3 separate regions of the Mus musculus genome follow, and regions 2 and 3 are each linked to region 1. Evidence: chromatin loops called from intact Hi-C (ENCODE). Cell type or tissue: left cerebral cortex. All regions are shown on one strand.

Region 1 (8,000 bases):
GGGTCCAGGTCAAGAGGTTTTGCAGTCCTGTCCCAAAGCTCATGGTAAGCCATTAGCAGAGAGAGGTAAAGATGAGGGAACACCATAGTCTGTAGGGCTTTCTTGCTCTTCACCCTGAAGTTCTCACACCCACAGGCTTGACTGGGACACTAGCTGTGTAGAAGACAAGGCACGGGAAATGGCTGCCTAAGCCTGATCACAAGGTAGAAGAGTTTGTAGGCCAGTTTTCCATGCTGGTGCATTGAGGAGGGCAGGATGCTGTCCTGAGATATCATAGAGACGGTGGTATAACCTTTGTGCGGCCTTCGGTCCCTGCAGCTCACCTCCTGTTTGTCTTTGCAGTCCCCACCCTGTGAAACCCCTTACTGCTGCCCCTGTGGAGGCTAGCCCCGACAGGAAACAGCCCCGTACCAGCCTGAGCACAGCCCTGAGTAGCGGACTGGAGAGGCTCAAAACTGTCACATCTGGTGGCATCCAGTCTGTGCTTCCAGCGTCCCAGCTTGGCTCAAGTGTGGACACCAAGAGGCCAAAGGTGAGGTGCAGCAAGGTGTTAGGGGGCAACTGAGAGAACAGGCCGTAAGATGAACAGAGGCCAAGTGATGCTGGGGGCAGAGCAGGTAACTGGTAATTCCCCGTGCCACAGCTCTTAAGTGGAGAGGACATCTTCAGCCATAGAGATGGGCTGCTGCCAGGTCTGGGGTTCTACAGTAGGGAAACAGGTTTGGGTGGGCTAGCTGGGGGAAGGTCTAGCCCTCCCCTGCTTAGTTGCATTCTATTTTGCTATAGGATTCTGCTGTGCTGGACCAGTCGGCCAAGTACTATCACCTGACTCATGATGAGCTCATTGGCCTGCTCCTGCAGCGTGAGCGTGAGCTGAGCCAGAGAGACGAGCATGTGCAAGAACTGGAGAGCTACATTGACCGGCTGCTGGTGCGGATCATGGAGACCTCGCCCACACTGCTGCAAATCTCCCCTGGCCCCCCCAAGTAGCCCTTCACGCCATCCCTGGAGGGATGGTGAGGACCTGTGTAGTGCCCGCCACTGACTGCTCTCACCTGAGTAGGGCAAGCCTGCTCTCATGGTGACTCTCTGCACCCCTCCCCATCCTGCCTCTGCTCTGGCTGCTGGAAGGGGCTCTTTGAACTCCCACTGGAGCCTTGGGTCTTCCCTACCTGACCATTCTCACACGCGAGGTTATGGGGCTCCCCAGAGAATTGCAACAAGGTTGTTAGCTGTCAAGATGGAGCAGGAGTGAGCTCTGGGTTCTGGGGTGAGCTGAATTATCTAAGGCAACACTGTTGACAGCACAGCTCACCCCATGAGGCTGGTCATTTGTTTCTCCTCTTGACCAACTCTTCATCTCCATTGCCTTCTGGCACCTGGAGGGTCTCCTAGGCCACTGGGACAGGGATGGGAACTAAGCTGCTTGCTTTTCTGTGCACTGTAGACAACCAGGGCACCTACACTTCAGCCTTGTGCCTATACCCTAAGAGCAAGGAGCCTGTGTGTTTTCGTCTTGTCTCTCTGTCTAGAGCATGTACACAGGGTGGTGGTGGTGGTGGGGGGTGGTGGTGGTGGTGGTGGTGGTATGTGCCTATTCCTCAGCTGCCCCCTGCCCCTCTTCAGACCCTCCCACTCCATGTCCCAGTAGTGGTGGGAGGTGGGGTGGGCACAGAGGGAATGACTTCTTTCTCCTGCAGTCCTCCCTACCTCCCTAACATGAAACCCTCCAGGTTGGGGTTTGGGGCTGCTCATGTTTTGTGGACCAGGCCTCCATTCATGTCTGTTAACACTCGTCAGATGCCAAAACTGTGCTGCTGTGGGCTCAGAACATTTGGAAACCAATTAAACGTGCCTTTTGTGGGTGAGGACAAGAGCCTCTGGATGTAGATGTCTCTCTGGCCATGGTGTCCCCTCCCTCCTGTTGAGCACGTGAAAACGGCTGTGAGGGTCCTGAAAGGGGGCTGTGGACCACGCTGTTTACTACCCCGAGAAGTACCTCAGCTAAGGCTCTGGCCAACCTGCTTTGGAGGTGTCCTAAGCCGCCTTCCCACTTCCTGGTCCTCCCTTGACCCTTATTTGGAGCATCCTGGTAAAAAAATCTAGTGCACAGTAGGTCTGGGGCTATCCTGCACCTTACTGTGTCTGACCTTGGGTCCCAGTTATGCTGGACCAGTGGGTTTGTCTGGAAGCAGGAGGCTTCATTCTGCTTTAGGAGACACCTGAGCTTAGGAAAATGCCCGTGGCTCTCCAGCTGTTCTGTCCTTGTTGTACAGTCCCTCCTGCTCACCAATCCCTCCTGTCTTGCCTGGCTTGGCTGAAGTGCATTCAAGTGAAGTCAGGTATCTGCTCTGTGGTCCAGCTTCTAGCTTGCTTGTGAATACTGCCAGTCTCCCTGGCATCCTCGGGGGTCCTTGGTGGCTGTGCATTACAAAAGGTATGAGTGAAGGAGGTGAGATGCTGACAAAAGATTCTTTGGGCCCAGTGGAGAAGCAGTAACGTCTTTCCAGCTGTCTCTTAAAGACAGGGTCATGGGTTCACTCAGAACACCTCAGGAGAATATTCTCTGTGGATGACGTCAGTCTTCTGCCAGCATAGAGCAGATGAACCACAATGGGGTCCACCACTGTGCAGTTACCAACTATAGGTCAACTCAGAGATGAGAAAATAGCCACCAGTTCCCAGAGTTTGGGGGTAGGGTCAGTCCTTGGGTGTTGGAGGTGTCTTTTGAGGAACTGAGTCCCTCTTCTAGGTCTTCCTCTGGGCTTTAATTAGTCCCAGCCCTTCTCTCATCTTTCATCCATCCTTGCTGTTTGGCTTCTCTACATGGCCAGGGCAGGGGTGTCCTGCAGAGAGGTCCTGAACTGAGGCCAGGGTTTTGTTCATTGTCTGATCCTTACCACATACTGCAGAGTGCAGCCAGACAGGCAGCAAGCAGGCACAGCTCTGCTCTGCCCTTTGTCCTCCTAGTTGAAACTCCTGTCTATAAAGAGCTTGTTCTTCATGTTTTGAGCACTTTATGAAGAATAAAAAGATCACGTACCGCAGCCAGCTTGTGTGTTTGTTTTGAAATGAGCGGACAAAGGAGACCGCCTGTGGGAGAGGGCAGTGTGGTTCTCAGGTGACAGAGCTACCGCTCTGAAATCACAGGCAACACTGCCTCATGGCCCGTGTGCCTAGGATGCCTGTGCTCACGGGCACTGATCACAGGCATATTTACTGAGTGTTGGGCCTGGCGGGGTGGGGGGAGTGGATAAAGAGGGCAAGTTTTGTGATTTCTGTCCTGAAGCCACTGAGTTCAGTAAGGAAAGGTAGGATACAAACCAAAAATAAGAACTGTTCTTTGGGTCATTTGTGAGTTCTATTCCATGTGGGTCAGCTATCAGTGAGTGAATGAGCCCTTGGGCCACCAATGGCTCATGCTGTGTCCAGAAGGACAAGAGGGCAACCCCAAGTTAGCTCTGAATCCCACCATGAGACAGAGGCTCCCCTAGAGTCAAGGAGTTATGTCCTGGGTGAAACCATCAACTCCCCATTCTCCATGCCCAGTGTGGCTTATAACCACACCACTTAGCTGGGGCTGCAGTTGCCATTTGGTGCCATTCTGCAGGGGGTGGGGGTGAGGTGTTTATTACCTTGGTATTCTCTACAGCTCCTGGTGCACCCCTGTTGCTGGTCCTCAGTAATTAGGCTTGGACCAAACCTCCTTAGATCAAAAGAAGTAGGGTCTCAGGATGCTTAAGCTCTGGATATTTAAGTCACCCAAAGCATTTGAGTACCTAGTGTCAACCTTCCTATATCTGCACTGAAGATTTATCCATCCCCCTCCCCCACCATACAGTAGGAAAGATATTTAAGCTCATGGTTTGTCTGCTGGCTGGCACCTGTAATCCTGGGACTTGGGAGGCAGAGGAAGAAGGATCACAAGTTTGAGGCCAGCCTGTGCTACATAGTTCCAGGCTAGCCTGAGTTACATGCAAGGAGGCAAGAGAGTGCTGCGTGGTACAAAATCCGGAAGCGGATTTTTGTGGAAGTAGGCTGATGGAACGGATGAACGCGTATGCGGAACCTATAAAAAGAATCGCCTCAGGCCATGATAAAAATGAGCAGAATGTTAAAGGGTCACAGCAGCGTGAGCATGGCTTGTTTCAGAGAGTGGCAGAATGGCTGGAGCCAGGATTTTGATAGAAGAAACGGTAGGAAAATCCCGCAGTGCGACTCCTTGCTGAAGGCCATCCGAATTAACCCCACTCTGCCTGGAGTCCTTGCTTGTCTGATCCCGGGTCGTGTCCGCGTTTGTAGGGGTTCCTTGTCCTAAGACTCAGGCCTACACGTATATCCGCACATGCATTTGCATACATTCTCAGGACTGCAAACGCCTGCTGCTTTAGCGGTAGGAACTAAGACCAGGTCTGCGTGGGTGCAACTCTCTGCAGTCTGAGGTTGTCAGGCTCAGAGCAGGGGAAAACTACACTCCCCAGAAGCCCCTGCGCGCCCGGTTCGCTGCGGTTGCTCACGGCCAATCGGGAGAGGCAACTGTGGCGGGGGCCGAGGAGGGACATTTTAAAAGGGCTGGAGATTGCGGGCGTCAGTGGCCATGGCGGATACAGCAACCACAGCCTCAGCGGCGTCCGCGGCGGCCAGTGCCCCGAACGCCTCCACAGATGCGCCCCCTTTCCAGCTGGGCAAGCCCCGCTTCCAGCAGGTGAGGTTCGGGATGCGACGAGCGGGTGGAAGGGAGACACAGGGAAGGGCACGGAGCCAAATCTCTTGCAAAGTCACTTCAGCTCGAGGGTCTCCAACCCGCGGCCACCAGAGCCTACAGCTAGTGCGGGGACCTTGGCTGTAGCCGCTCCTTTCCTATTGGGCAACAGGATGGGCGAGGTCTCCCTCTCTGGTTTCCTATTGGCGGGTGGCACAGTCATTCCGCGGATGCCCGCGCCCTGGCACAGCCCCCGTCCTAGTCGCTCGATGATTGGCCACGCGGGTCGCGGTCCAGGGTCCGAGCGGCTCTGAAGGGGTCGCTCTGGCAAATGCGCCCTAGGCGCAAAGTTCCCGTCTTGTGATGCATGGGCCGGTGGTGTGGCCGGTATGCTCCTCAACTTCTCCCCGAGTGGGACTGACCTTTCTTGTGAGCTGCGGGACAGTCTCCGGGCAAAACTCCCTGGGCACGCCCCATGGTCATGCTCCGGTTCCTCAACCTCCAGCAAGGTGCTGCGTGTGCCCTAGGATGGGACCGCGTGCACCGGTACAGCGACCTGATCTCTGTCCGGGGGCCTGGGGCTTCAGTGATGAGACCAGCCGGACAGCTAGTGCGTTCTGCGGGGATGCGGCTGGGACAACGCGGAGAGAGCCCGGTGCGGGGAAACGCTGTGTCATTCTCCGAAGCTGAGCTCTCCTCCCAAGGGTCCCAAGTGCGCCCCAGTCCTACTTGCGCTGCTCCCGGCCGCTGCGCAGCGCTGGCCCCCATCCACACCCGCTTGGGCTCTTCAGGGTGCACCGTGACTATGATTAACCTTACTTGGGGACACGCCAACCCAAGAAACCCGGGTATCACTAACTCGGCCATGGAACCGGAGGTCCAGGTCTGTGAGCCAGGAGCATGGGAGCTTAGTTATTACGCCGCAGACCCTCAGACTGCTTCCAGAGCTGAAGTGACCCTGGGCTTGCCAGGAGTGGGGACAGCAGATGTGCTAGAGAAAACTTTGAAGGAAGAAAGAAAATGCTACAAAGGTGGGATGTGGCTGGGTTTAGAAGTGAGAATGGTTCCGAATTCAGCCCCCCCCCCAACTTCGTCGAACTAAGCTTTCTGAGAATACGTCCCTAGAGTTTTTTAAAATAGGACTTGTTTTCTTTCAAAAATAGACATGTCTCTGCATGGAGGAATCTGGAGAGACTTAATGTCCCAGCTAGTGTAAAATGCCACCAAATATTGAGACGCTGTCAGGGGTGTTTGTGCCTAACCTTGAGTGATCCTCCATTTGTCCCCACCCCCATTCTACGCATCCTTAAGTAAGCCTGCACTCCCGACTGGGAAACACTTGCTGTCTTTGGAACCCCCACCCCAGTTGTCCTATCAAGAACGCCAAACTCCGCTCTGAACCCCCCAGTGGGAGCCTCGCAGATGCAGATTACTCTTCCAAAGTATTCCCTAGGTCCTTTTCCGGATAAAAAGTGGTTGTTGATCTTACCCCAGGCAATTGGGTTTTTAATAACACGAACTGAGTAAGGGCTTTTCCCCCAATGTCTGGTGTCTGGTATCTGGAATCTGGATGGCTCATGGGTCATCCATCTACCCAACATTTACTGAGTACCTTGTATTGGCTTCCTGCCCTGGGCTCTTCACTCTTGTGGAGTGTGTTTGGGGAGGATTAGTTTCTGCAGCTGTTCACATCTGTGGAGTATGCAGTGGCCTCTGCAGAGGCCTCCAATGTTGGCATCCTAGTGGTCTGATAAGAAAGGGTGCTGAGCAGGTCTGAGTCACCGGTGCTGAGAACGTCTGTTTCTTCCACACCTGCTCCTCCCTCTGCAAACAGCTCAGCCTGCCACCCAAGAACTAGAGTCTTAAGCCTCCATTCATCTCTGCTACTCCCAGTCCTCCCCTTCTCCCCCACAGCTCTCCTAGCCTCCCTCTCCAAGGCTAACCCAGTCCACACGTTTATTTTTTTGGCCGACATGGGAACCTCCGACAGGTTCCTGGGTTTCCAGTCCTGCTCTGGCCGTCTCCCAGCTCCTCCTTTTCCTCTATGGCAGAGTCCCAACAGTGCAGGTCTGATCAGGTGATTCCCATCCATGCAGCAGTCTTTAACAGCCTGCACTGCTTTCCTCTATTTGTGAGATTTAGACCTCACATCTGAAGGGACCCAAAGTTTTTCAGGGCCCACTCCTTAACATTTGACTCCCCACTCACCCCCTTCTTTACACCATTCTAGCAGTTTTTAACCCTCGGGCTTATCCTGTTCTTTCCCATGCCTGGGCTACCCACTGGAACATGTCTTGTCTCTTGCTCTCAATTCTTTTTGAGCACCTCTTCATCCCTACGTTATCCACAAATCATCATTTCCTCGAAGGAGCCTCACACCCTTGGCTTATTTGTTACCATGTTTCTTCCATTCCATCATATGGGATCAGGGACTGTGCCTACCTTCTCTCGGTGTTGTTAGGTTAGGTTATCACATTAACAGATTGTCTGGATGGATGAGGTGTGTCTCAGAGCTTTGTGAATGAGTGGGGCTGGGGTCTCCTATGGGGTTTGTGAAATTGAATGAAATTGAGCTACAAGCCTTTGATTTCAGCAGTTGGCCAAATTGTATCTAAATTGTTCCTTAGGAATTTTGGAAGATGGCAACAAAATTGTTCTAGTCTTTAAGAAAAAATTCTAAAGTCAGTAGTTTGCCACATTCTTCTGAGTGGACAGGTTCCTTCCCCGGGCTGGTCTCAAAATTCTCCATGTATGACCTTGCATATCTGACCCTCTGCCTCTACCTCCAGACATGAGCAGCCCCGGTGTTTATGTGGTACTGGAGGTAGAATCCAGTTTTGCACATGCTAAACAAGTCTTCTGTCAACGAAGCTACATTCTTTGCCTGGGCACAGTTATCTTCCTCTGGATCCTGGGTCCTGTTCTCAGTGTTTGGCACACAGTAGGTGTCTAATGACTGCTGATAGTGGACCTCACTGACCTAGAAGATTCTGTTGACAGTGTGTCATAAACCATGGTCCACTTTTAGAGCTCCATCCCAATCCTCAGGGTCTCCTTGGGCCTCAAACTTCCTATGTAGTCACAAATGACCCTGAACTTGTAGCTCTCTTGCCTCCACCTCTGAAGCACAGGGGTGACAGGTGTTCCAACAGCACACCTAGTTTTATGGGTGCTGGGGACCAAACCCAAGGCTTTGTGCATGCTAGGCAAACACTCTACTAATTGAGCTACAGCCCTAGTCCTAGTGCTTTTTGTAGGATTGGGAACTGAGGTCTTACTTGGCTCTGGAAGTCCTTTC
Region 2 (8,000 bases), 55 kb after region 1:
TTATTTTATTTTTAATTATGTTCTTATGTATGGATTTGCACATGTATGTGCAGGTATGTGCAGATGCCAGAAGAAGGCGTGGGATCCCCTGGAGCAGGAGTTATAGGAGTCTGTGAGCTGCCTGGTGTGGTGCTGGGAACCAAACTTAGGTTCCTGCTGAGCAGCCCCTGCTCTTAACTGCTGAGCCCTCTGCAGCCCCTTACTGTGATTAAATGACTCCTTTTAAAATACTGTTAATTTATTGTTGTTATTATTTTTATAGCTTAATCTTATTTTCAGAGACCATGACCTCTGTAATTATGTCATTTAAAACATATTGTGCCTGGGCTTTTTGTGGTGGTGGTGGCATAACTGTTATCAGTTATGTGTGGGATCATCTGCATAGTATAGAAAATTCAGAGTAATCGTGGCTTAGACAATGGTATTTCTCTTGAATGTCAAAGAAGCTTGGATGTGGTCAGAGCTGCCCAAGGCCATCAGGAACCCGGCATTCTGCTGTCACCATTCATTCTGCTATCACTGTTCATTCTGCTGTCACCGTTCATTGTCAGTGATTGTTTCTATTGTCCATGTCACCTCGAAGCTCACATGATAGCTGCTGGAACGATCATATCATATGCACATTTCAGAGAGGAGAAAGAGGGAAGAATGAAATATCTCCCAATGGAGTCATCTATTTCCGCGGATCTTCTTGGGAGTCCCATATAACAGTGGCATTTCATGGGGAATTAAGCTATTATATAGTTGACTCTCAATCATACAGATTTTTATGAATGAGAAAGAAGGGTAGAATAGTTAATAGGTAGGCATATCAGGGTCTACCAGAGTCATTTTTATGTTTGCGCATGTGTCTCAGTGTGTGTGCATATGAGTGTGTATGTGTAGGTCAGAAGACAACCTCAAGTGTTGTTCTTGGGTGTAATTCCTCTCGTTTTTTGACATGGGGCCCCCACTGGCTGGGCACTCACCAAGCAGGCTAGGCTGGCTAGTGAGCTCCAAGAATCCTCTTGTTTCCAATCCCCCTGTGCTGAGACAAGCATGTGTCTTTTTTAAAAGTGGGTTCTGGTGGGCTTGAACCCAGGCCCTCATGCTTATAAGGCAAGCACCGCACTGACTGAGCCATCTCTTCAGCTCTGACATAATAATTTTATAAACGTTTACGTTGATAGATCATTTGGCAATATTATCAAACCAGAGACCTGGGCATCTGAGCTGGCCACTCACAGGTGGATACAGGCTCAGGACCCACTGAGTGCCTAGATAGATTGTTAGCCAAGTCAGTGACTGCTCTCCCGGAACAAATCAACAAAACAAAGGTCCCGATTTATAAGTTAACAAGTCAGCCTCGCTCTGTTTCGTTGTGGTGATTTTGTATGTTTTGAGACAGGGTTTAACCGCAGAGTGCTACTGAGGTGCCCCGCTCACACCCCAGACAAACCCAGTGTTTCAGGAAACTGTGGCCCTGTCGGTGTCCAGGCTTTGGATGCTGATCTCCTTTGCTGTGAGCTGGGCACTGTGAAAGCAGATGTGTTGAGTGGCCTCAGAGCCCGTGACCAAGGGTCTCTGAGTTAGCACACAGTGTGGAGACGGCACACCTCAGAGCAGCAGCGTGGTCTCCCCACGGAAGCAGAACAGGCAGCATGCTGAGACATGATTTCCCAGTAGACAGCTCAGCAGCTGACCTGCTTCTGAGTCCCAGAGAGCCGTGTCCCAAGATTCAGAGCAGTGGGTCAGAGGTGAGTCTCCACTTGAGCCTGAGGATATGGCAAAACCAAAGCCATCCATCCCTGTGCTCAGACATGGCAAGCAACGCGACAGTTTACAGGTCCCACCCTTGACTCCGGCCACCACCAGATTAAAACCTCACCTTATATGGAAGGAGCATGACTGTTCCCCAGCATTTGCAGCCTGGCTCCCTTCAGCCACAGGAGCTCCTCTAAGGTCCTGCTGTTGCCTGACAAACATCCCTGAACATTCCTTTGTTACTGGTCCTAAAGGGGCTGGAAGGTTCCAGTCCACACCTTCATGAAGCCCCTGGTCAGAGTGAGTAAGAAATATACTCGAGTAGAAGCCACTGAAAACGCTTACCGAAATAGAAACGAGGGTGCCAGCGAATGTGCTAGGAACTGGGCCCCTGAGTGATGAAGGGAAGGGGCGAGGAAGGCTGGCAGGTGCCTCAGCTGAGAAGTTTGTAGATTGTCACATCCAAGCAGCCTCCTGCCTACACGAGCATCCCTGCTCGACCCCATGCCCTCCTGCTTACCCTGAGCGTAACCTCACTCTTACCCCAGGGCTCGGAGGGACGAGCTGGTTCTCTCACAGGCACGGGTGCCAGTTTAGTCAGCAGATTTCACAGATCCACTGGCACCCGTGTCGGGGCTTATTTTAAGCTTAACATTTAAAGATGGGAACTTTCCCCCACTTTCGTGTGTGGCAAAAAGATCCCAATTTGTACAGAAGCGCGGATGCTAAGCCAGGGTGTCCAGGCCACTTCTGCGGCTGCTGTGGCCCAGTCTCCATCCTTTCAGGGTCCTCTAAGAAGCCCCCACCATGGGGGTGCTTCCTCCAGTCAATTCCTCTTTCCTCAGCTTCCCACTGTCATGTGGCACACTGTCCTTCCCATGAGCCCATAGTAGAAGGGGCAGGACTTTCTACCCTGGGGTCTGTTCAACTCTTCCTCCTGTGCCCTGCCAGCCTCACGTGCCAGGAGCTCAGCGCCTCGTGGTCTGTGCTTCCTGGGTTCATTTGTATCTCCCTTCTCATCTCTGCACTTCCGTCCAGTCTGGAGGTTTCAAATCTCAGAAGGATGAAGGACGCAGACCATGAGCCCCAAGTCAGTGGGTCTGATGCCCTGTTTATTTGTTTGTTTGTTTGAAAAAAGCCTGGTCTAAGCTCACTAAGTAACTGAGGACCTGTGAACTTCTGATTCTGCTGCTCCATCTCCCAAGTGCTTGGATTTCCGGTGTGCATTGACACACAGGGTTCATGCAATGCTGCACATGGAACCCAGAGCTTTGTGCGTGCCACACAAGCACTATAGCAACTAAGCTACCTTCCTGGCCACAGAGTCTAACTTTCTTGTGACAGTATAGGCTTGGCTTACATACACAGTCTCAGCTTTCTCTTATTGCTCTGGATGCCCCCATGAGTATAGAAACCCCAAGACTCAGAAGGTATTCTTGAGGTCACCGAATCGCTACTGTAATGGAGAGGTGAGGGTTTACTTTCTATCAGGTTTGAGGGTTTGTCCGTGTCCCAGGGCTTTACAGACATGCTGAGTCCTTCTTAACACAAGCCACTTTCTCCTGTCTCCTAATCCTCATTCCAGCTCATCGCTGCCCACCTCCAGAGCCACAAATAACGATCATTTTGGCCCCATCCATATCATGAGAGAGGTGTCAGTCCAGTTAAAGCCAGACGCCACTAACCAGGGTTAGTCTTGACAAAAGCCACTTCTGGAGACGCCTGCAGCCTTTAAACCCACAGGTCAGGTCATAAGACCTTTGGGGAATCAAATGACCCTTCACAGGGGTCACCTAAGTGCATCAGAAAACAGATATTTACATTACGATTCAGAACAGTAGCACAATTACAGCAGTTAGGAAGTAGCAGTGAAAATAATTTTATGGTTGGGGGTCACTGCAACCCGAGGAAGTGTATGGAAGGGTGCGACATTAGGAAGGCTGAGAGCCACTGCTTTATACAGTAGTGACACCGACACACCAAAGTGTTGCTTTTCAGATCCTTGGCCATATGAATCAGAAGGTGGAGGCAAAGCACAAGGAAAAAAAACCTAGCGAATTGTTGGGTGCCCCAGCTATGGCAGGTCTGTGAGAGGCACCGTTGAGGATGTGGGGTGGCATGGGGGTGGTAAGGAAGGGAAGGTATCAAAAGTCAGGTTCTCCCCTGTGAGGGTTGCTAATGCCCTCTGGCTGTTGAGGGCGGTTCTTGGGAGCCAGACTGTCAACCTGGAGCCAGCTGAGGTGATGTAAGGAGATGGAGAGGGTGATGGGAACCTGCAAAGGAACTGAACCTCGACCTGATTGGAGAGCCCAGTAATGGGGTGGGCGCTGAGGATAGTTATTCCTATCGTTTTCTCCTCAATTGGGATAATTTGGTGGTACCCTGTGGTGAAGCTCAAAAATGTTTCACCCCCCCGCCAATAGGTAGATCTTGTGTGTGGGGGGGGATGGGGGTGGGGGGGACATGCATGTGCTGGTGTGTACTCATGCGTTTGGAGGCCAGAGGTCAACATCAGCTGTCTTCCTTGTTTCACTCTGAGACAGTGTCTCTCCCTGAACCTGGAGCTCACCAGTTGTCTAGACTGGCTGGCCAATGGGCCCCAGACTCCTCCTGTCTCCTCCTCAACGATGGGATGACACACCCAAGCTGATGCATCCAACATTTTTTAGTGCTGGGGTTGGGGGTGTGTGTGTCAAACTCAGGTCCTTATGCTTGCCCCCCCCCTAGATTTGTTTATTCCTATTTCATGTGTTTTTTCCTGCATGCATATGCATGCACTGCCTATAGAAGTCCTAAGATGGCGTCAGATCCCTTATAACTGGAGTTACAGGCAGTTGTGAGCCACCATGTAAGTTCTGGGAACTGAAGGCAGGTCTTCTGAAAGAACAAGTGTGCTTAACCACTGAGACATCTCTCCAGCCCCCTACACACACACACACACACACACACACACACACACATGCATATGTGTGTGTATTTATGTATGTATTATGTATGTATTATGTATGTATATGTTGTGAGCACTATACAAAGTCCTCATCTGAGAGTGCTGTGGGAAGGAGCAAGGCTTAGGGGCTGCCCAGGTGGCTCTGAGGCCAGTTCTTGGTGCCTTGCTTGGCCTGTGCTCTCCTCCACCCCTGACTTCAGCAGCTCAGGTGACACTCTCAGCCAGAAACCTGGGATGTTCAAGGTGTTGTTTTCCCAGGTTAGGGCTTGTTTGGGCTCAGGAGATGGCTCACTGGCTAACAGCCAGTGCTGGCGGCTTGTCCAGGGAACCTGAGTTCAGTTCCCATCACCCACACCGGTCAGCTCACAACTGCCTTGAACTCAATCTCCAGGGGATCCAAAGCCTGTATATCTGGCCTCTGTGGGCACCTGCACTATTGTGCACATACCCACACACATGTACATAAATACAAATGCAAATAAGTCTTAAAAAAATAACTTGTCAGCCTGCCGGTGGTGGTGCATGACTTTAATCCCAGCACTTGGGAGGCAGAAGGCAGGTGGATCTCTCTAAGTTTGAGGCCAGCTTGGTCTATAGTGTTGAGTTCCAAAATAGCTAGGGCTACACAGAGAAACCCTATCTTGAAAAAGCAAACCAAACCAAACCAAATAAAAACAACCAACCAAACAAACAAACAAACAAAAAAACAAAACCCAGAAAAATGTAACTTTCTACAGCAGTTAGGACACCTAAGGAAATGACAAAGGTGTGAGGTCTCCTGTGAACCATCTTCCAGGTAGAAGCTACTGTACAGAATACATTCTCTACTCAGTCCTTAGAGTAGCACAAATAATCCCTCTTGAGCCCCGGAGCCCAGGTGGTGGGGTGCTGAGCAGGGTTGCTTGGGAGCCAAGGGCATGAGTGAAGATGGAGATGCAGGGGGTACTCACCGCAGTACCAGCATCAACATAGCTCTGCACACAATGTCCCTAGAGCCTTTTGTGAAGGCTGCAGCGGTGTCATGGCCCAGACACCAACACTCCTTCATATTCTTAGGGAATCTTACTTAGCTGGGGTCAACCTCTGGAGGAACTTCTGATCCTCATTGTATAGATCTATAGTTTGCTGAGTCTGGCTGACCCCTGCTCCTCCCAGCCCCCAGAGGCTTATACATGCATATGCACACACATGAACACATACACAAACACATGCATGCTCACACAAAGATTTATATTTGTAAGGAAGGTGCAGGCTGTGAGGCTCAAAGAAAGGGCTTGTGTGTGTGTGAGTGTGTGTGTGTGTGTGTGTGTGTGTGTGTGTGTATGTGTGTGTGTACACAGACAAGACTGAGAGAAACCAGACTAGAGGAGGGACGATACCACTACCTGACATCCAGGAACATGTGCCAGACACTGAGCCAGATTCTGTCTGTGCCACTCTGGGAGATGTGGCCCCTAAGAGATGCCAGGGTAGTTCTTTATTTAACAGGTGAAGGCAGGGGGAGGAACTCAAAGAACTTAGCCTGGGTCAGTCTTGGCCCCAGAGTCTGATGATCACTAGGTCCACAGCAGGACACACAAGGGGAAGTACAGAGAGACGTGCAGCAAGGACAGCCACCAGAGGGCTGGAGCTGCAGAGGGGACTCCAGCCACTGCATGAACTATAAATGCAAAGATGGGATGTGTGATTTGGCCAAGGTCCTGCGGTGCGGGAGGGTGGGGGTGGGAAGCAAGCCTGGCTGTTGGCTCCCATTTCCTCCACTTCCATTTCCCTGGTCCCCATGCATTCTGGGCACCTTCCACCATGTGTGGCCGTGCCTGCCGCGCTTCCCTCTTAGAAGAGGTGTGATCCACTGGCATCAGCCGGGTGGACTGGCTCCCTCTCTCCATCTCTTCCTTCCCTTCCCCTGCCATGTTCTGGAAAGGGCAGCAGGAGGGAATGTGGGCAGGTTGCACTAGAGATATACATCTGAGAGCTGAAGGGAACATTTATTTTTAATGTAGACTGAAAAAGAAAAGGAAGTTATAAAACGCCTGCTCCTGCTCCTGCTCCTGGGACTATACAGATGGTGCAGTGCTTTGCCTAATAGGGAACGAGGCTGGCACCATGTGCTCTGGGCCCCGCCTGGCCACAGGGACCCAGTGGGCTCTTTGGTGTCCCTGGTCTCCCATCCTTACCCTCTCTAGATTGTCTTTTGTCAATGTCTGGGACATTCTTCCCAGTCAGGCCAGTGGCTCTGTTGTCCCGCTGCCTCAGCTGCCTGGCTCCTGTCACACATACACAAACACATGCAGACATGCATGCACTCTCTCTCTCTCTCTCTCTCTCTCTCTCTCTCTCACACACACACACACACACACACACACACACACACACACACACACACATCTCCCTTAGCAGAAGTCAACTTCTGTTTGCCAATAGTTAGTCAAGCCTGGCTTTCCTAAAGTCCTGTTTGAATGTTAGGGTCCATCAGCCTTGCTCACTCTCGAGAACCTCTTTGGCCAGTCTAGCTTTTCCTGTCTTGTCTGGTCTTTGTGTTTTGTGGTTAGGGGGTGTTTTGGTTAATTTTCTCTTTGCCGTGACAAAACTTCTATATAGACATACATGGTGTTATATATGTGCATGCATACATGCATGTAATTTAAGTAAGAAGAATTTGTTTCGGCTTGTAGTTTGAGGACACTGTCCCTCACGGTGAGAGGTCACAGCAGCTGGAAGGGAGGTGGCCACATTACACCGCCAACTTCTCAGGGAGCATACACAAATGCAGGCAGGCACTCAGCTAGCTCTCTACTTCTTCTTCAGTTCAGGACTCCAGCTCATGGGATAGGGCTGCCTGCATTCTGGGTGGTTTTTCCCACCTCAGTTAAATTTTTGCAGAATCTATCATGGAAGCACCCTGAGGTTTGTGTCATCCTAAATTCCGTCAGTCAAGTTGACAATGAAGATTTACCATCACAGACACCATTTTAAGTCCACTCCCTACCCCTGCTGTGCCAGAAGCCTTAGAGCACACTACATAGTCTATGCCCCATCAACCAGCTAGAGTGGTAACTGAACCCCCTTGTCCTTTGTGCTCATTGAGACAAGCTGGAGGAGTACCCTAAAATTAGAACCAGAGTGCCAAGCTGGAGATTGAGAGACCCGACTCTTCAATTCACTATAAAGGCTTGGATTGATTCCCTGCACATCTCAAAGCCTCAGCCAAACAGGAAGGTCATCTCTATTTTATAGGGTCCTCATTATTGAAGAGTTATGGTAAATGATGCGTGCTTAGTAAGAAGATGAAAAGCGTGGAGAAGTTTTA
Region 3 (8,000 bases), 97 kb after region 1:
CTCTGGCTCTTCCTGGGCATGTTTGAACAGTCCTCCTCCTGCACGGGCTGATGCGCCTGCCTTCCCAGCGGCCAGCTTCTGAGACAGGTGTGTGCTGCCTGTCCTGGCCCTGCTGATCTCTTGTCCTGTGCGAGCTCAGAGGTGGGCTTCTCAGAGAGGAAGCTGCTCCGTCTGTCTCTCACATTGTCCCTTTGTCCGTCTGTCTCTCACATTGTCCCTTTGACTCTGGATGCTGCTGCGTCAGCCCTTCACTGTCTGCACGGTTTTGCATGGCAGTGGGTTCATGCAAGAACATCTGTGGCAGTCAAGAGTGCTTTTGTCATTCCCTCCCCCAGTTCATGATGTCTCCCCGTATTGTTGCTCCGGTGTCAGTCATGCCTGAGTCTTGAATGGTGTCGATCTGAGTTGAAAATGTGCCAGTTTTTGTAACATTATCACTAATAGACTGCTTAATTAACCTGCTGATATTGTCGATGATAGATCTGTTGGTGTGTCAAAAGGGAGACCCATGTGCGTGCTCTCTCTCTCTCTCTCTCTCTCTCTCTCTCTGGAATGGGGTAGGAGAGATCTGGGAAGGTCTCTGGGGGGAAATGGAAAAATTGAATGGCCCAGATGAAGCAGTTGAAGTGCAGTCCCTGCATGGGACATCCATCTTACTTGTTACAGGGGATGATTTCTTCTAGGGCTGGTTGTAACTAGAGTGTAGGGGCAACAGAGAAGATTAAACGGCACATGTCATCTGCATAGCCAATCATGTCAAAGAATGCTGTCCCTGGTGGGGGCTGTTTTTACTTTGATGTTAGTTATCCCTTTTTTTTCCATCAAGGTAGCTTAAATGACAGAGCCATTGTTCTCCAGTGACATCCTGGAGAGACTTGGTGAGAGACAAATGCAGTCTGGGTCATCACTTTCTTGTGTGACCTTTGAAGGGTTAACACAGGACCTCGTCTAGCCCCAGCTGGTTTGGAACTCAGTTTGTAACTGTTGATAACTTTGAGCTTTTATCATCCTCCTGCCTCTGCTTCCCTCTGGAGTGTTAGAATATCAGGTCCACGTCACCACTCCTGGTTGTACTTTTTGTTGTTGTTGTTGTTGTTGTTGTTGTCTCACATGTAGTTCTCTGTCCTGCGATCCTTACATCCACACTTGGAAACTGGAGAGAAAGTCAGTTGGCACCCTGCTCCTGACTGGCCCACTGTCCGTCACCTTCAAGGCCTGCCCCCCCACTCTCATCAGCCCCCTGTTCTATGTAAACACACACAGTGGGGCCTGGAGTCATTTGAGCTTCCTCCTGCCTTCCTGACCTGGTGGGTACAGAGTCTGGCATTCAGTGTGAGTGTAGCCTGTCTCCTGACATCTCCTGGAGACCCTGAGTGCAGTACTGGGAATGCCCAGCAGGAGGGACAGGACTCACTGTCTCCTACTTGGGGATCGCAGTTGTGCCACCTTGGCCGGAACAGTAGTGCTGGAAATGGAAGGCATTCTTGAGGGTAGGGGTCCACCCTTTCAGACAGAAAACCCTACTTTCCCACTCAGTCACTCACGTCTTTTCAGAACGCAGGGCCTGACAGCCCAAAGGCCAAAGGGGTTGCAGAGTATCTCTGAGGCCACTAGAGGGCAGGTCACCAACAGAGGCCAGGAACTGCTTCCCAAGGCCATCTAAGAGGCCTGATGGGTCCTGAGCAATCCAGGTCTATCAGGAGCTCGCCTTTGAGACCAAGTAAAAGAGAGAGAGAGAGAGAGAGAGAGAGAGAGAGAGAGAGAGAGAGAGAGAGAGAGAGAGAGAGAGAGAGAGAGAGAGAGAGAGAGAGAGAGAGAAAGTTGGGAATGAATCCCAAGCAAGAAGCCCCAAACCCATGCACCTTGCCCATCATCTTCCATGGCCTACCCTCTCACCCCAAGTCTTTACCTCAGACCCTCCTTCCTAATTCTGCCTTTAGATGTGGTTAAGGCAAGGATTTCTCAGACGTTGTGGAAACTGCATTCTGGAGGCTTAGGCAGGAGAATGGCCAGTTTGAGAATGGTCTGGGCTACATGGAGAGACCCTATCTCAAAACAAACCAGGGTGTGAGTGTCTCTGTCGAGGCACTATTGACTTTGGGGCCAGGTAAGAGGCCGTGTTTCACAGCCTCACTGTCTCTGCCAGCCATGTGCCAGTAATGGCCCCACCCCAACCCCCAAACTATGAATAATAAAGAACGTTCTCCCCACGTGGCCCCTGGTTGAAATGTGTGTACTGTGGGGACAGGAGTCAGAGGCTCGAGTCCTTGCCACAGAAAGTCTGCCATGGTGAGTGTTGATCAGCATCGTGTGGAAACAGTGGAGACACTCAAAGATAGCATATGCGCTCGAAATACATTTCAGAGCTTGTTTGCTCTCCGGCTTTCCCTCTCCAAAGACTGCAGTGCCTCCTGGTCTTCGCCTCGGCTGATTCCACCTCCCTACTTGATTACAATAGGACAGTGAGTCTCAGAGAGCCCTGGTTCCCAGCCCAGCCTTCACCTGCAGAATCCTGTCCCCCAGCTGTGAACACCCTGCACTGCTGGGCTCCCCAGCCCTTGGCTCAGGTCCCAGGAGCATCTGTGGGCTCCCTCCCACTCCACTTGCCCACTGAGCCTCACCACCCTCCAGCTCCCCAAACCCGGGTGCCCCCCCACTGGAGAGGGGGAAGCAGCAGGTGTTGATGCTAATCAGCGTTCACAGCCCAGAACTGCAGTCGCTCCCAGGCTCACACACTCCCCAAAATTAAACACTCATTATACAAAATTAATTGACATTAATTAGCAAAAATTAAAACTTTAAACACAGCAAGGCGCTTTGGGGGGAGGAGTGGAGCAGGCAGGCTCTGCATTTGTCACCCCCCCCACCACATTTCCCACCACCCACCTACCACCCCCAAGTCTCCCCATTTCCATCATGAAGCAGGGCTGGAGGACTTCAGGCCAGATCTATATCAGTACAGCGGCATGGGCCTGGCCTGCACGTCCCTGTGAAGGGGATCAGGGCAACTGTACCAGCCACCTTCATCTAGTGCTTCTCTAAGGATCCAGGAACCTCCTATCGGCCTTAGGTCCCTAAGATCTCAGCTGAGACTAGGGAGGGGTGTGGCCAAGTGGAGCAGGTGAAGCTCAGGAAGACTCTGCGTGCTCCCCCCAGATCCCGTCTTGGGTACCTGAGGTTCAGGCGCTGAAACCTTTCCACTCTGTTCCACTTTGCTGTGTGACTTCAGTTAAGTCACGCTTGCTCTCTGAGCTTGTGTCCTGTGCATATGATGGGTGCAGGGCGGGTAGGCACCGAGGTCTGCTCTGTCTGTCACCTGCTGTTGTGGATGCCTGTCTCTTGGTTGGCTTTCGAGAGACATGCAGGACTGAATTTGGGGAGTGGCATTTAAAAGCATTTTATGTAGCTAAGGGACAGAGTTGCTGGTGGTAGAACATCAGGCCCCAGGGGGATGCATCTTAGGGCCAGAGAGCTCTCTCTCTCTCTGTCTGTCTACACATCTGCTTCCCCTGCCTGGAGACTGGCCCCAGAAGAGGCGAGCAGCGCCCTCTATAGGTGGCAACTCCCAAAGCCTTCGCCATATTTCCACCTGCTACTTTTTTTGGTCTATGCTTCCAGGGTCTCAAAGGGCCTTAGGATCTTTTGCCCCGGCTGAAAGCAAAATAGAGGACTCTACCTTTCTGGATTCACAGAGCTCTTGGGGGTTGGGGAACCATGTCTGGAGGTGGAGCCAGGTGGGAAGCCATCCGTGCCTCACTACCCCTCTCTGTATTCCTCTCTCCAGCCAGTGCCAATATCTGCAACGTGGTCCTGATGCGATATGGGGAGTTAGAGGAAGGAATTGATGTCCTGGATGCTGATGGCAACCTCGTGGGCTCCTCAAAGATTGCAGCCAGACACGTGGGTTTCCCAGGGGCTAAGCCCTGCACAAATGGATCGATGCGCCCGAGCATAGCTTGTATGTTCCTTGAGGTCTTCTGGTCACAGGACCTTGGCTTGCTTCTCTAGCTGTCTCCTCCTCGTTCCAGTTGCCATCGCTCATCTGTGAGAGCCCTTGGCCTCAGAGTCTGCTCCCTGCCAGGCTTGTTCTTCTGGATGGTCCTTCACTGTTCTCCAACCTCCTCCCTCTTGTCTCCACTGTGAAATGTCCCCATTTTTTTTTTATCCCAGCCCCTCAGGACCCAGCTCTTCCTCAGAGGTGTTAATTGGAGAGGGCAGAGGAGCCTCCCCAGGGCTTTCTCTCCATGCCCTAGGCCTTCGCAACTTTGTGGGTTGTGAATGGGAAGCTGCAGGCAGTGGTATGAGGGCTGCTACCTCTCTGGGAGCAACAGTACTGTGAACACTGGAGCTTCAGGCTGTGGAAGATGCCATGGCTCCTGCAAATGGTTACTTATAAGGCCCTCTTCACTGGCCCTGCCCACTATAGCTCTTGTGTTTTACACACACACACACACACACACACACACACACACACACACACACCCCAGTATACATGTCCTATGCTCTCTCAGCCTTGCTGTTGATGGTGGTTGGTGGCTTGTCCTGCTGTTCTGAGCTCTAGCCTGTGAGGCATGGGAATGAAACAAAGGGGCAGGCATGAGGGGGTAGAGCATCACACATGTACCAGTGTCTGTTGCTCAGCAGAGACCTTGTTGATAAGCCTCTGAGCTTTTCTTCCTTCTTCATCCATCTCAGGGCAAGTCAGGGCCCATTTAGATCCTGTAAGGGCCAGGGCTGAATGTCATACCAGCAGTACACTCTTTGTCCCCTGCCCTGGCTTTAGCCTTCACATCCTGCCCACAGGCTCCGTTCTGAAACCTGAGAAGACCCCCTTCCTGAGGGTTGCTATCAGCCCCAGTGCCTCATTATCTGCCCTACTCTATCCCAGCCCCACCCTTTCATGGTGCCCTGTGAGGACGGTAGAGGTGACAAGGCCATCTGGGCAGGTGACCCAGCTCCTCTGCAGCCCCGGGCTTCATTCAACCAGGTTTGGTCTATCTCTGTCTCATCGGAGAGACTTGAGGATCTATGAGCTGTGAGACATTCCTGAGCATTCCTCTAAGAGCAGGAGCCCATGATTCAAAGGGACTCTGGGCAGTGGCTGTCCAAACACAAATGGCCCCTTAGCTGGGCCTCAAGCTATGTCTCCCACGATCCCATGGAATCCTAAGCCCACGCCAGGGCAGATCTCCTTTGGACCTGGAACATACTCAGCTGAAGCTTGAGCCCCTTACAAAGCTGGCCTTTTCTCACCACGGCTGTAGCTCAGCTGGAAGAGCTCTTACCTAGCACACGCAAAGCCCTGAGTTTGATCCCCAGTACCACATAAACTGAGGGGTGGTAGTTCATGCCTGTAATCTCGGTACTTAGGAAGGAAAGGCAAACGAGTTTAAGGTCAAGACCATTCTCAGCTACATAGTTCAAGGCCAGCCTGGGGATACAGAAAGAAAAGAATTAAAAAGACTTAGAGCCAGGAGACAAAGCTCTTACATATCTTTGTCTTTAAGGGATGTATTTTTTAAAAAGTATCCCACAGCTTCACTCAGCCTGGGAACCCCCCTGGCTCTGCAGGCCCCAGCAGTTTGTTCTAGCTTTGTTTTGACAGCATCTTAGGCCCTCTGTGTACCACTTCCCCAACCCCTGATCCCTCTACATCCCAGGTTGGGGAGGCTGCCCTTCCCCCATGCAGAGAATCTGCTCTTCTCAGAGGCTCAGTGAGGGAGGGTGGAGCAGTGTATTCTGTTGTCTGGAATCCAGCTCTGTGAGCACTGCTGTGAGCGAGCCCAGGCTGCCAGATGTGCTGAGCAGCAGTGCACACACCTCACACTTGGGGTGGGATTTGCTTCCCTCGCGGATGCTCTCCACTCACCCCAGCCTGTCCCCATCCGCAGGCCCTGCTGGAGACAGCTCTGACACGTGTGGTTCTGCCTATGCCCATTCTGGTGCTTCCTCCAATCGTCATGTCCATGCTGGAGAAGTAAGTCAGGCTGTGGGTATGGGGGAGATGCTGGGTGGGGAGCCATGGTCCCTACCTGTTGTGCTGCTGGGGGTGGGAGGCACCTCCTCTGTCTCCTGCTGTACTGGACAGCGGTGTTGAAACTCATGACTTTTCCCAGGCAGTTGGCTGGTGCTCAATGCTGCCGGGTCACCCATGGAAAAGCATGGCTCTGCCCTGGTGGAGGGACAGGGTAGCTGGCGGTTTGGGTCAGAGTCTGTGTGACCCTGTGAATGTAAACCCAAGCCCTCGGGGGAGAAGCATGCGGATCTCTGTGAGTTTAAGACCAACCTAGACTACATAATGAGTCTCGGGCCACATGTCTTTTTAAAAATTAATTAATTGTAATAAAGCAAAAGTGGAATAATAATGATCTCCCTGGCTCCCTCAGAGGACAAACCACAACTATTTGTTATGTCACTGTCCATAAGGGGGGTACCACAATGCTAATAAAAGAGGGCTCCTATTATTAGCACACATAAAGAAAGCCCTGTAGACCAGGCTGGGCTTGGACTCAGAGATCCTCCTGCCTCTGCCTTCTGAGTGCTGGGACTGTAGGCGTGTGCCACCACCTACTTATTTATTGGTGAGTGTGTAATAGGAGGGTGAAACCTGGTAGAGCTGGGAAATGGTTGAACAGAGAAGGAAGAACCAGGGTCCACCTGCCTACGGAGGCCTGGGAGGCCTGGGGAGGGGCAGGGAAGGGGCCTGGGTAAAGCCTGGTTGGTATGTGCACGTGCTGATAAGCAGGTAGACGCCCCTCCCTCTTGTGGGGACCCTCTGGGATCCAGTATGCTTAAAGGAAAGCCTGCCCATTGGGACAAATAGACAAAGGTCCTGGGCACCCACAGGAGAGACCCTTCAATCCCAGAAATGGGCAGAGCCTTTGTATCTGAGCATTGAGATTAAACACGATTAATCTGGGACAGGTATAGTGGCCCAGAACTCAGACAGATGAAGCAGGATTGCCATGTCTTTGAAAGTAGTCTGGGCTACATAGTAAGTTCCAGCTTGGGCTAAAACCTGAAACCCTGTTTTGAAAGCAGTTTAAGAAAAAAGGGAAGGGAAGAGAAGAGAAGGGAAAAAAACAAATTTAGCATGGGAACTGACAACAAATAAACAACAGCAAATTATAGATTTGAAGAGGGCAGTTCTTTGTTTATCTGGTCTTGGTGTAGCCCTCTCCTGTGAGTCTCAGGACAGATATGCAGACCAGGGCCAGGTGAAGAGGGTGTGGCTTTCTGCCGTGGGGGTGGGGGTGGGGTGGAGGGTGGGGAGCCTGTGCTCATTGAAAACTGGTTAGTCACCTGTCACTTGTGCAAGCCTGGTAGGACAGAGCCCTCACCTGGCAGCTCAGGCAGAGAAGTCTTCTTATATACACATACACAGGCATCAAAGGGCAGCGGAGCTGGGGAAGCCTAGGACTCCTGCAAACTTGTCCCACAAGGCTCGGAGAGCTGCTGAGGGAGAATGCAGTCTCATCTCCCCACGCTGGGATCCAGAAGCAGCTGGGGGATCCAGAAGCCCTTGGCTACGGCAGGTTTTATGGCCCAAGAGAATTTGGCTTGCTGGGATAAAGTAGGCAAATCCACTGCAGACAGCAGGAGCACAGCTGAAGCTCCAACCCTCCTCCCTGAAGCAGCCGGCAGCCAGCAGCCAGCAGCCAGTGCAGTTTCCAGGTCCCTCAAAACTACACCCAGGAGTGGGGAGAAGCCTGGCTCAACCAAGGCCAGCCAGAGGCCCGACCTTCAGCATGGATCTGCTGGAGAGGAGCATGACCTGCAGTGCCTTCCCAGTTTGCATAGGAACTGAGTTGGCAAAAAGTTGAAGGAGGGTCAGCATGCCATTGCTCTGTGGGCTTAAAGTTTATTTTAGGAGTTATAGGAGGTGGGGTGGAGATTATTTTGACTTTGAACCCTCCCCAGACTAAGGGGAGTCAGGAGTGCTACAGGGCCTGGCTCACCCTGGAGGAAGCCGTGGGCTTGGGAAATGAGAAGTCAGTAGT

Evidence for each region. Hi-C counts contacts between places; a loop is a spot of excess contacts. Peaks named below come from ENCODE experiments on the same cell type or tissue, not always from the same donor. Only the 100,000 strongest peaks of a DNase experiment are listed, where the experiment ranks them.
Region 2: a loop joins it to region 1, with 3 times the contacts of the local background. A loop is called at or near these places in 4 of 42 quality-filtered maps.
Region 3: a loop joins it to region 1, with 2.3 times the contacts of the local background. A loop is called at or near these places in 2 of 42 quality-filtered maps.

What each region holds. Positions count from the first base shown.
Region 1 is chr6:85,330,013-85,338,012 of GRCm38, reverse strand. It overlaps Sfxn5 (sideroflexin 5), which reads left to right and starts at 4,591. Exons shown (of 14, transcript NM_178639.4): 1 at 4,591-4,705. The coding sequence starts at 4,598. Rab11fip5 (RAB11 family interacting protein 5 (class I)) reads left to right here. Exons shown (of 6, transcript NM_001003955.2): 5 at 343-532; 6 at 787-3,051. The coding sequence ends at 990. It overlaps Mir705 (microRNA 705), which reads left to right and starts at 1,640; the gene lies at 1,640-1,721. In left cerebral cortex, a CTCF peak has its summit at 4,995; DNase peaks (open chromatin) are centred at 4,487, 4,905, 6,084, 6,542 and 2 more places; H3K4me3 peaks cover 3,102 bases; H3K27ac peaks cover 5,635 bases.
Region 2 is chr6:85,275,364-85,283,363 of GRCm38, reverse strand. All of the region lies in intron 6 of Sfxn5 (sideroflexin 5), which reads left to right. Among named protein-coding and RNA genes, the nearest start is that of Sfxn5, 54 kb to the left of the region's middle. In left cerebral cortex, a CTCF peak has its summit at 6,306 (motif pointing right); DNase peaks (open chromatin) are centred at 5,182, 5,696, 6,625, 7,387 and 5 more places; H3K4me3 peaks cover 749 bases; H3K27ac peaks cover 6,025 bases.
Region 3 is chr6:85,232,740-85,240,739 of GRCm38, reverse strand. Sfxn5 (sideroflexin 5) reads left to right here. Exons shown (of 14, transcript NM_178639.4): 11 at 3,785-3,900; 12 at 5,892-5,977. Among named protein-coding and RNA genes, the nearest start is that of Emx1, 49 kb to the right of the region's middle. In left cerebral cortex, CTCF peaks have their summits at 1,438 and 3,567 (motif pointing left); DNase peaks (open chromatin) are centred at 2,402, 2,593, 3,524, 7,684 and 2 more places; H3K27ac peaks cover 1,578 bases.